Regions from separate parts of the Homo sapiens genome. Here region 1 is linked to region 2. Evidence: chromatin contacts called from ENCODE Hi-C or POLR2A ChIA-PET data. All regions are on one chromosome and are shown on one strand. Each heading gives the region's core, a stretch centred on a gene start or an enhancer-like site at or near the end of the contact. The rest is flanking DNA. Distances are from core to core; before and after follow the strand shown.

Region 1 (6,314 bases), core at 3,783-6,282, 1.7 Mb before region 2:
TTGTTGAAAATGCAGCCCCTTCCATTATAAAACCATGTATCTCATGGAATGTGATTTTCCATCTCTATTTATCTCTATTTATCCTTCCAGCCCATTCATTTCTAAGCTTAAACTATCTATTGCTCACCCTGAGCACTTGGAGAATGTTACTTTTCCTCTTCAACTGATGGAATCCAGAACTGAAGGTAGCCAGAGATTAGCAATGAGGAAATGGAAGCAGACAGTAATGAAGTCTATGGCAAGTTAGTGAAGGTGTAAAACAGAATAATAAAAAATATTTTATTAATCAAAAAAGGTAAGAAAAAAAGGAAACATAAAACAAACAGGTCTACATATAGAAACCAATGGTAGACAGTAGAAATAAACTCAACTGTATCAGTTTTAGTATAAACTAACTAAATAACCCAAGTAAAAAGCCAAGACTGTAATACTGGATAAAAATATATGTTGCTTACAACAACCACATTTTAAGTATAAGAAATAGATTGAATGTGAGAGGATAGAAAAAGAGTCACCATGTAAATATTCACCACAAGGGAGCTGAGGTAGCTATCCTAATATCAGACAAAAGAGATTGTAATGCAAGAAGTGTTACCAAACATAAAGAGGGGCACTTTATGTGATCAGGACTGAATCCAACAGAAAGATATCACAGTCCTAAATCCAAACACACTCAATAACATAGCTTCAAAATACAAAAAGTAAGAAATTGACAGATCTAAATTCCACTGAGATTGGGAGGCCAAAGCAGGCGTATCACTTGAGGTCAGGAGTTTCAGACCAGCCTGGCCAACATGGTGAAACCCCATCTCTACCAAAATTACAAAAAATGAACTGGGCTTGGTGGTGCATGCCTGTAATCCCAGCTTCTCAAGAGGCTGAAGCAGGAGAATCACTTGAATCTGGGAGGCGGAGGTTGCAGTGAGCCGAGATCATGCCACTGCACTCCAGCCGGGGCAACAGAGAGACACTCCATCTCAAAAATAAATAAACAAATTCCACTGAGGGAAGTCATTGATAGAATTCAAGACAAGTCTGAAGAGTGAAACACTACTAATTCTGAACTCATTATCACAAAGCTCCTAACTTGTATGAGTCCTGACTGGCATGAAGTTGTCTCAGGGACTCAAACGGGGGCAGCAGTTTGATGGTTAGCTTCATCTAGCCCACTAGATCTCTTGCAAGGTGAGACCTCTAGAAAACATCTCCAGCACTTCATTTAAAGTATTATGGGTATATTATATCCTTAAGTAAGAAACGGTGCAGCCCATCTGCATTTTTCTAAATGAATTCCAATCAGGGTCAGCAGGACACCAGGGCCCTGTCCCAGACTTGAGATCCACCAGCTCCTGTTTTTGTCAAAAAATAAACATAATCTGGCAGCTGCATCTTGGAACCCGGCAGCTCAGGAGTCCTCATCAGACACTTAGAACAGCAAAGGTCTCCAGGATTATGGTCCAAAGGGTCATAAATATGTAGCGAATTTTAAAATGCTGGTTTCCTCCCCAGCAAGGAGTACATCACTCAGTTCTGCTGTGTCACCAGTAATATCTACCCCAAAAGCTACTATTTCAGGAGGACCATTTATCTCTCTCCATCCTGTCTGCGTAGCAGGCCATTGCCTGCCCCCACAACACTCACTGCCCCCTCTCAAAATCTCAGGCCATAATCTCTGCATTAGAATCACTTTCTCCAGAAACAGATCATTCTGCTACATTTGCCCAGCTTTAACCTTCAATTTCAAGTTTGCTTCAGAACCCACAACCCAGCAGTACACAGTGATTGTCTTTTCTTCTTCTACTGCAAGCTTTGTAGTCTAATATGTACCACAGGAAGAAAATACACAGGACAAGTTTGGTTAGTCTGAAATTTCCTTATTATCTCTAAGAGTGCTGTGGGTGGTTGAGGCACTCTGGAATGTCATGGGACTTTAGCTTACTGTAATTTACCAGTTGTGAAATATATCAGTTCCTTTTTCTTTTCTTAAAATTTTCTTTTATTAAAGAGTCAACAAATTTAGCACTTGATGGGTCCCCTTAAATGTAAATAGCCAGGTACCTTTAGAAGTCTAAAAGTAAAATGAAACTAACCAAATAGTTAGTGGCTTCTCTACCGGTGTTGGCCAAATTGGGAGAGACAGAGGACCTAGAAATTTATATCTTTCAATTATTGAATAGGAAAAATTAAAGAAATATAGCTATCATTTAATCCAGCTTCTGTCTCTCATAAAAAATGGATTCAGTGGCTTGTGCAAACCAAATGTCCCAGACCTCAGAAGCTCCAGAGACCCAAATCAGGCCCCACTTCCAGTCTGTAACACAGCCCCAGCCTGTAATGCTCCAACTTAGTTGGTCAAAAGAACTTAGTATTTTATCAGATTCTTCCCCCTCACGTCCAGCCCGCCAAATATCTCAAGGGAACCCAGGAGGTGACACGATCCACACTCCCTCCTAACAGCCACAACTGCCCCTCCAGCCCCCAGGCCTGCCCTGCAGCCTTCCCACCCTTCCCCAGGCCGCTCTCCCCAGCCCTGGCCTCCTGCGTTCCTCTTGTGCAGCTTCTCTCGGGCACAGACACAAACCTCACCGGAGTTGTGTGGGAAGATCCCAAAGCCCTTCCCAATGCCACCCTGCAGGGTACTGGGATGCATGGGGGTAGTTGTGGCCTGTGGTCCCACTCATGCCCCTGCTTCTTGTCCCTCATGTCACTTCTTTCCCAGGTGAACATGGTCCTTTTTTGCCTTCAGTCCCCAAATCCACCTGTACAAATTTGCCAGATATGGCAGGCTCTCCATGAAGGTTTTGGGATAACACAGAGGGAGCACAGCGTACCCACCAAACAGAACAACCTTGAGGTAGAATAGGGTCTGAAGGCAGGGAACCTAAGGCTGTTTCACATTGACTTCATAGAACTAAATTGAAAGGAAAACCCTAACTTTCCATGCCTAAGTAACAAAAGGACCAGAGGCTACTCCCTTTGCAAACCCCCACCTTTTCTACAGGGCAGATGGGAAACTGAAAGTATCTCTGATTGGTGCCAAGCAACCAATCAGATGTTTGCATAGGAGTGTAACTTCATAACTTCACTTCAGCCTCTGACTGGTTGCTGTCCACAGCCAATCAGACTGATTGCGGACCAAGTCTTCCTTTGCATAAAAGTGCAACTTTGTAACTTCACCTTAGCCTCTCATGCTAAAGTGAATCTTAGGAGTTTGCATAGGAGTGTGACCCTTGTAACCACTTCAGCCTCTGAGTGGAAAGCAACCAGATTGATTGCAGGCCACCACTTCATTTACATGGGTGAACACCAGGTGGCCAGTGGGAAACCTCTAGGAGGTATTTGGACCCAAGAAGATTGTGTATCAGGACCCTTGTGTCCCTATGCTCGGGCCCACCCCCACACTGTGGACAGTACTTTCATTTTCAATAAATCTCTGCTTTTGTTGCCTCACTCTTCCCTTACTTTGTTTGTGTGTTTTGCCCAATTCTTTGTTCAAGATGCCAAGAACCTGGACATGCTTCACCAACAGCAACCTGAAATTGAAAACCGCTAATCATTGTTCTTAAAAGGTCCTTGGCCATCCAAGCCCTGGGGGTTTTCTACTGGCAGCCCTGATCTCATACTCATCCCACCACCAGTCCCTGGGTCCTCCCCATCCTTCTGCTCTTATCTCCACTGCTTCTCCTTTCCCAGGCTCTTCTTCCCTCTCCAGAGCTACCCTGACATTTCAGTTTCATCTTCTTTTATTGTACTGTGTGTTTCAGCAATCTGAGTGTTACTGTCTCCCACTCATCCTCACCTTTTGAAGAAAGAACCAAAAACAAAAACAAAAAAAGTCAATATAGGCCTTTCAAGATACTCCAAAAACTTAAGAAAAAAGTGTTAAGGCTATATTACAAGACCCCAGAAAAATGATGCTCAGAAGACAAAAGCAGTAATTTTTAGTTTAAATAGTACTTTTTCTCTGGCAGTAAGTACATCAGGGAGAGTCAAGACTTCCTCTTGGAAAAGTATGCCATCTGGTTCTTGTCATACTGTTGTGCTCCTTAACTCATTTCATGCAAAATTTCCAGCACCATGTTTGAGGGACCCTGATTACTCCTCATCCATGCAGTTTCAGAGCCACAGGAGAGATGCATGTGGGTGGGCAGAAGTGGAAGTTGTTTATGAGCATGAAGTATTTCTGAGAAATGAACGCATTGATGTTGGGATTTGAAATCTGATTTATCTCTTTGATGATTACGGGAGGAAATTTTATTATAAACAATAATATTTGCTGGCATATGCATGGATGTCTGAACTCAGATGATAAAAACTAGAGGATTTTGAGCATCTTGGAAAAAAATTGTACAATTAATTTAAGATTTCTTACATGACCTAGAAAATGAAAAGGGGAAGCAAATACACTGGAAAAAAAAGAAGGTGGAGGAGGATCACATTACTCCTTCACAGTTAATTAGAAGAACTTTCAACCAAAACACATAACTGGGTAACAAATACCAGGTAATTTTCTTTGACTGAATTTTTTTTCACTTCATTTTCTTTGAAGTGAAAAAAAGTAATTTTTAAATACAGGAAATAATATTTTATGACTGAGTATTCTCTTCAAAGAATCTGGGTCAGCAGCTCATTTCAAATTTTCAGTGCCTAGAGGACGATAATACTTAGTGCTGTTTGCTGGTGATTTACAACACTTTCGTGGCTTAAGACCAAGAATATACATATTAAAAATCATGCTCTGCCTGAATCCAACAAGCAGATGCCCCACCTTCTTTTAAGGAAGAACATGACAATAATGAACGGATAATAGAGTACAAACAAAGACACTCAAACTGCATTTCCTAATGTTGCAAATGTTAATATTGAGTAACAAAGCATCATTTCTATTAAAGCTGGCCTTCAGCCACTCCCTTATGAGGTAGGTGGAAAGAAATCTTTTTACTTTCCCATAATTCTACTACTTACGGGAAAGCAAGTTGACTTTGCCCAGCATTGATGCAAAGAGCATGACACAGAGTTCAAGCCGCAGCACTGCTGCTCAGGAGAGTGGAAAAGAGAAAAGTTATTGGCACAATAGCAACCAAGTGTTTCATCTAAATGTTCTGTTTCTTGAGCTCCCAGGTAACTCAGCTTCACATCTTTTCCTTGTACAGGTCAACTCCACTTAGGTAGAATGTGAATATATAGTATGAGAGGCCAAAAACCCATACCTATATAAGCAAAATTATCTCCCCCTACTGCCAATTCATAAAAATAACACCTGCCAGAATGGAACAGAATGCTGAAAAGTCTACCTTGAAAAGATGAGCGATTTTCAAGCCAAGAAAACTTGAATGTATGAAACCCCCTAGAAAGAATGTGTCATCCAGGGGGTAATTGGCCCATCGCAGAAACATGGAAAAGAGGAAAAGGAAGACAGCAGGGCACAGTGTTCATAAGAAAGAGACACAGGATGCTTTTTAAGAAACTTGGGTGTGAAAGCAAAACAGGCAATATTTAGAAAGGAACTTTTGGTCAATGGGTGGAAATGGGTTAAAATAGGAGCCATTTGCACATAATTATATTCTAAGGGGAAGGAAGCAATAGAGAGAGCAATTGAAAATGTAAGGAAGAGAGGGAAGAACTGATGTGGGTGAGGGTGCATGTTTAGAACACAGGCTGGGAAGAGTCGGCCGCGGGAGTCACACTGCTAATAAAAGGCAGAGACCAGGGGTTTTTGGACCTGGGTGCAAATTGTGGTCTTGCCACTTTCTATCTGAGGGACCTTGTCACCCTGATGGTGAAAAACAAGCCTGTAACAGAAGAAAGGAAAGACAAGAACTGGGAGGCTGTGATAAGGGAGCTGCATATATCAGCAGTGCAGCAAGTCTGGCTGTTGACATGGTTCTTGGTGAGCCCAAGAGAGCTGACTGCTGGAAAAGAGTAGAGGAGAACATTTTCAGCCTCAGAAATATCACTGGCCTCTGATGGGAGAGATAAGTGGTCTCAGGGCCTAATGAGTGCTGGAGAATTCATTCATTCATTCAGTGAACATGACTGAGGCCTCTCACTTTGCTAGACATTTTGGAAGACAGGGGTCAAAATCACAGTTCCTACTCTCAATTAGCTCACAGCCCTGTACTAGTGATGGACAAAGAACCAGTATGTGACAGTTCAGACTAATAAGCCCAACAAGAGAGGGATATACAGGACACTGTGGGACCCCTAAAGGGAGCACCTTGTGCAGAGGTAGAAGGATAGGAATGAACGAGGGGTGACGGGTAACAGGAAGAGAGAGAAGCACCGCAGGAGTCTCTGAAGAGTGTTCACAGGGG
Region 2 (6,220 bases), core at 1,779-4,278:
CCCTGAGGTCCCTGCTCCTCATAATCCATCAACTAAAGGGTTAACTCTGGACATAGTAAGACATCTCCATTTATACTCCTCAGCGCCTGAGCCTGTAAGGATTTTTAAATGTTTTGATCGTCATCCAGGTAGGGTGTGCTGGGGTGGAGGTAGTATGGTGGTGTGTGTCTTTTCTGTGTCCTCATGGTGTTGAGAGGAAGGGAACTTTTGTCCTTGTACTGGTCCTTGAGCATAGCTGCCTTGTATGTGATTATTTTGAGACAACATCCACTTTTTGTCTGTCCTGGGTGCACTGCAAGCCTCTGATGTGGGGGTCTGTGGATGGGGAGCTTGTGTCCATCTGAGGTGATCTGAAGCAGTGCTCCCAAAGGTGTTTCCTGACTGGCTTAGCTCCTTCTCTGCTTTTCCTGCTGCTACAGACTCCGACTTCTGTCCATGACTTCCTATCAACCCTGGTCCCAGGGGTCTCCTCGGCAGCCCAAACCACTGAGTCACCTCACTACAATGATCACCTCTGGCAAGCTGGCTACAGGCTTTCTGCTATGTCTGGGTAGAATCTAGCCTTCCCAGGGACCTGACAGAGCTTGAAAAGTCCATAGCAGGGCCTGCTGCTACCCGACCAACACTGGGCTCTTCCTCTCATAATTCTGGAGGGGGCGTGGGGGAACGATCTCCCTCTGCCTTTGTGGTTAAGCTTTACTTTTCCAATACAATCTCTCCACTCAGGCCTCTTGTTTATTCTGCTACTTCTGTCCTCTGATAATCCCCACTTTCTCCTGGTCTAGACCTTTCGAATATAAAACCCTAAGGTTTAGTCTACCAAGCTCAGTTCTTGACCCTCTGAAGAGGAAGGTAATGGAATGTACAGGATATTTTCTCAAGGTAAGGGCTTGAATTACATGGCTATTGCCTTGCTACAAAATTTATTTTTGAATGCCAGAAGCTGAGTGTTATGTTTTCTTTCTCTTTGCATACTTTCTGGAAAGAACTTTCATTTCTTCCTAGGCAGATAAATGCCTAGAGTAGACTAAGTTCATATGCTTTGAAAGGCAAAAGAGAAAACTACATTGATAATTTCAAAACATTATGCCTATCATACATGACAACACCTTTAAAGCACCTGAAATCTAACTGGGCCTAAAGCCAGTCTACCCAGTTTTTAGCAAACCCATGGATCCCGTGGTTAGAGCTGGGTTTCAGTCACTTGCTACCCATAGTCCTGACTGACATGGTAATAACAGTATCCATTTCACATTATTTGAATAGCACTGGGCACAGCTCCACATGCAAATGGGTCTGATTAAATGCATTTGATGGTAAGATTACTGCCAGGGTTAGATCCTGACACAGATAAACCTTGCTTAAAGAGCTCCCCAAGTCCATTTCTAAACCTCCCATGTACGTTTCTTCCTTTCCAGTGGTAGAAAAAAAATAACCAAGGAAGAGGATCCCTTCCTTTGGGTTATCTGGGGCCAGAATCCCCTCTTCTGTCACTCACCCTGTGGTGGTGCTGGGGGTTGTACTGAGACTCCAAGTTATTTCTCCTTGCTGACCCCTCCTGCTTCCCCTTTCCTATAAGCTCGTTCCAGTTTCCCATAGTTGCAAAAACAAAACACAACAAATAAAACAAAACGACAATGAATAAAGGAAACTCTCCCTGCCTCCCCTTTTAGCTGTAACTTCCCCCTCCCTGCCTAACCAACTCTCTTGAAGCAGTGGTTTATACCCACTACCCCTGCCTCTTCTCTTCTTTGACTCCATTTTGCTTCTAACCTAGTGTGATTTTGTTTCTGCCCTCACATCCCCACTAAAACCAATGTCTCACAAGTAATCAATGACTTCCTCATTGTCAAATACAACAGACATATTCCGGTGCTCATTTGCTTCACATCTCGGTGGCATTTCCCACTCCTGACTACGTCTTCAACCTGGAGAGTCTTGATGTGAACTGCTTGATGCCACTTTTTTCTGGTTTTCTTTCCATTTCTCCATCTGTTCCTCAGGATCTCTTATTTGATCCTTAGGATCTGGTATCTGTCAGGTTTGGGTTTCATGCTTTCATAGTCTTTTCATTCTGCCTGCTCTTCTGGGCCATCCCAGCCCTGCCTTGGCTTCAGTGACCATCTTTAAGTTGACTGTTCCCCAGTGGGCACCTCCAGGCCTCTCTCCTGTGCTTGGAACTCATGTTCCTAACTCTTCCTGGAGGTCTCCACCTGGATGTCCTACAGCCACCTCAAACCCATGTTCAAAACATGCCATCTTCCTCTCAGGTCCATTTCTGTTCCTCTACTTGCAATCACAGTAAATGGTATCAACATCCATGAAGCTGCACAAAGAACCCGAGAATCCTCCCGGATTTCTATTTCCTTTCCCCTTTCCCTGCCTACTGAGGCAGAACCTTGTACCTGGCAGTATATCAGATATCCACCCAGAGTAGTGTGTATGAGTGGATGAATGAACTATGGTGCTACAGAACACCATGGCTCCAACTTGAGTCTGAAACTTGATGTCATTTTGCCTTTCACAGTTTTTCACTGCTTCTTCTTTAATATGAGGGAGTCCACCTAGATGATCTTCAGCTCTGAGATCTATGATCCACACTACTCCAATGTGACACCTTAGTCACTTATCCACTTAACTCCATTCCTTTTTCTTGTGCCTATCACACCTAGGTAAAGGGGAGGGGAACCCCTATGATAAAATGGGACTTAAAACTTAAATTATGCCAGATTACAGAACATATTTTCCCTGGTAAGAGGTCCCAATGTCTCTCTGCAGCCACCTACCTTGAGTCACCGTGAGAACTGGAAAGGGAAACAGGAAGAGTGCATGGGAAGGGCGGGAGAAGCTGAAGGAGAGATTAACAGAAGCCATTTCCTCCTTTCCCTGTCATGCCAGATCCTCTGTCTGTGTGAGTCTCCCCAAGCGCTGCACACGGGAAAGCACCTTCCCTCTTGTTCCTCATGACTTCTGTCTGGAAACGAGTACCGTGACTGTCTCCTGAACGCCTACGTGCCTAGCACTTTCTACTTCTCAAAACATTGCACGAATATTTATTTGAGAGCCTTCCATGCGCAGGCACTGTGCTAAACAATGTGCACCTTATCTCATTTAAATCCCACGACCCTAGCCTATTTTTATCTCCGTTTTGCAGACCAGAAAGCTAGGGCATGGAGCGGTTAACTGCTTCACTAAGGCCATCCAACTAGTAGTGTGGTTCTGGAAATCATCATATCAAACCCAGGTCTGTCTGATTCTATGCCCAAATCCAGGGCAGCCGTGGCTACACTGCTTCTGACGTATTCGTGGTTATCTTTCGCTGCCACTCAAGACACTGAGTACACAGTATCTAGGCTTTTGATAAGTGCTCATTGAAGAAGTGCTTAAACCATGTCAATACGAGCTGGATCTGGTCCCAGCTGCCAGAAGCCAGAAATGCAGCTTTGGGCCTTTCCCATCACCTCTTTGGGCCTCAATTTCCTCATCTGTAAACGGGAGGCATTATGCAAATGCCCTCGAAGGAGGCTGTGCCTTTAACATTCTGTGGCTCTGTTCTCATGGCGCAGTGTCCCCAACGTGCTGCCAAGAAACTGCACTGACGGCAGGACCCAGCAGCTCAGCTCTCCTACGCGGCCCCAGCGGCACGGCTGACGCATGCGCCCTCGCCCTCCATCCTCCGCCCTCGCGCCCCTTGCCTGGCGCGGAGGCAGCTCTTTTCTGCGCACGCGCAGGCCCTCGCCGCCGCCTGACCGCTGGATTGCCTCGCTCCAGGAGGGCGCGGCTGCCTCCCCCGACGCTGGGGAAATCAGTGCTCTCGACAGGGATAGGGGTCTGCCTGCCAGGAGCCATTCGGGGCCCACGGGGGAGCCGCCTGGCCCTCGTTAGGCAAGGTCCCTGGGAAAGCTGCCCCCCACAGGAGAGCGTGTTCCCGCCCGCGCGCTGGACGTGCCGGGGAGCACAGAGAGGCTCTTCCCGCTCGCAGCACAGATGGAAACGCTCTCGCTCTGCGGCCTGGGCTGGGAGGCAGGGGAGGGCCCCAGAGCCCTGCCAGCCCGCAAAGCTGGGAGGATTTTCCTCTCAAAAACGATACCGCTGATTAAACTGAAAACTTCTAAGGTCACGGAGGACGTTTATCCGGGCTGGGGCGGGGAATGGGAGGGCTGGAGGCGTCACCTGATGTTATAAGCTACTAAAAGGCAGCGGACTCTGGCCGGGAGGCAGGCGCTTCATTGCAGCTTAGGGATGAATACATAAACCTGGGCGGCTATTTTTACACTGGCTGAAACAGAGAGCGTGTGTGTGGCAGGGGAGAGGACGCAAGCAGCCCTCCCCCATTCATCCCCTGATCTTCCCCTTCCATCTGGAGAGTTACTCCTCAGAACCGAAGCATTTTTATTTTTATTTTTTGAAATCAGGGAAGGGAAAAGGAATGCAGATCAAAACGTTTCCTAAATGGTAAAAATAAATGAGATAGCAGCATTCTGAATTCTCACGCCTTGGTACTCTCAGTCCTTCCTCCCCTTGTGTGCAGTCTTTTGAAGTCCAAGGTTGTCGGTCTGAGTTTGTCTTTTCCTGCTCAGGAAACATGGAATGGCTTCTGCAAGGTTTGGGCCTGCAGAGAGCTGGAGGAGACAGAGAAAAGAGGAGACTTTTTGCCAAAAATGCATTCTCGATCCCGGCGTGTGCCTGTGCACTGTTGAGTGTGACTTTGTTCTGTTAGGACTTAAAAGAAAGCTCTGCTTCTTTAAATAGGAATTTTCAGACCATGATAAGCACTGAGAAAGCAGAAGATTGTCCAGGAAGGGTGATTGCTTTGAATTTTCACCTGATTTAGACCCACTGAAGCCATTGCCTGTGCTTTCTTGTCAGAATAAATTTGGAGCTGAACTCACCATACCCAAGAGGGAGGCGTGCTCGGGGTAGGGCTGTGAGCTGTATGGGGAATTCTTGCTGACATCAAATCGTTTCAGATCACTCAATTTACTTTGATTTCGTTCAACGTCATTTCATTTTCTTTCCAAGTCCTCTAAGAAGTCTGGAAAAGGAGACACTGAAAATAATTGCAAAACTTAAGGCATGAAATGAAATATCTCCTAAAATTAAAGTAAGGTTGTAGAGGTTCACCATCTTAAGGATTTGTATAGATGACCTTTTAGCAATTTTTCATTTGAGAATTATGGAACTACAAACACACACACACACACACACCAAAACCCCGCAAAAAGGAAACTTCATTAGGAAGGGAAGGTTACCTGCAAAGCTCTTCATTCAATGTGTCATTTCTAAGATTCACTAGATTGGAATGAGGATATAGAGTGGGAATGTGTGGGGTGGGCAAGAAGCAGGGCATAGGGGGAGTTTTAAATTTGTTTCATCCATGACTAATGTCTCCAACAATGGGGAATAAAACAAATTTTGCCTTTTGTAAAGGGAAATTGAAATTCAAAGTTGTGGAGGAACATTCCTACCCTGGGAGTCTTGACAGCCTCCTAGGGTCCAGCACAGCTGGGCTCTTAGAAATTCACCTACTTCTTCCAAAGGCAGGTCAAAAGAAGGTTGCTTTATTGAGATAGTACAAATCAAGGACTCCTTCATAGCAGAAAACCCCCAAACACCTCTACTATTTGTGTGCCAGTAACTTCCAGCCAAGTTTGAGGAAAGCCCCAGATTATCATTATTATTGTTTGTTTTCATATATGTTTGTTTATTCTGTTTTGCTTTTTAAAACGTAGCAGAACTTGTACGTCCAAATGTATGCACACCCTGAGAAAACTTTCAAACCACTGTTTAAAAAGTGGGAGCAGGACCATTACCTTATGTCCCAGAGGACAATTCTAGGCTAGCCCCCTTTTCTATCCCTAACAAGCTTAAAGACAGTATATCTCACCTGTGGGCAGGCCACTCCCTGTCCCCAGTTTCCTTCACTGGCCTGTCACTCTGTATCCATAGCAACTTAACTCAGGTCTGAAAATCAGGAAACCTGGATCGTGAAGAGGTTAGGTCTCCTGAGAGATTAAAATCAATAATCTGTCTTTTTAGATATTCTGTCAAGAGATTACATTTATTTTTAAGAAGCAACATCTAAGCTATCCGAGTTCAAAAATCACTTTCTTTTTTGTAATATAGCACAGGAGAAAGAGTTCCGGAAGTGGCAACTTAATTTGTATCTAATTTCAGCAAAATAATTGCACACAGCTTCCAGCTTGAATGAGCAGTGAGG

What was found. Hi-C counts contacts between places; a loop is a spot of excess contacts on that map. ChIA-PET counts read pairs that join two places held with the same protein, here RNA polymerase II (POLR2A). Pooled maps may share reads with other maps.
Region 1: a loop to region 2 is called in a pooled map, with 20 times the contacts of the local background. The contact joins the enhancer-like site here to the promoter of LINC00881 in region 2. A Hi-C loop is called at or near these places in 1 of 50 pooled maps. POLR2A ChIA-PET finds 5 or more read pairs at or near these places in 2 of 52 experiments (IMR-90 and activated CD4-positive, alpha-beta T cell).

Annotation. Positions count from the first base shown.
Region 1 is chr3:158,772,951-158,779,264 of GRCh38, reverse strand. All of the region lies in intron 4 of LOC100287290 (a long non-coding RNA gene), which reads right to left. Among named protein-coding and RNA genes, the nearest start is that of MFSD1, 26 kb to the left of the region's middle. RefSeq lists an enhancer at 3,682-6,314. Within about 2 kb of position 5,032, at least 6 of the 41 ENCODE cell types and tissues checked have a DNase peak (open chromatin) inside an H3K27ac peak, as active enhancers do.
Region 2 is chr3:157,086,689-157,092,908 of GRCh38, reverse strand. It overlaps LINC00881 (long intergenic non-protein coding RNA 881), which reads right to left and starts at 3,028. Exons shown (of 3, transcript NR_034008.1): 1 at 2,787-3,028. All of the region lies in intron 3 of LINC00880 (long intergenic non-protein coding RNA 880), which reads left to right. LINC02029 (long intergenic non-protein coding RNA 2029) reads right to left here. Exons shown (of 3, transcript NR_135546.1): 2 at 4,893-5,050; 3 at 4,362-4,622. RefSeq lists an enhancer at 2,624-2,723 and a silencer at 3,684-3,733.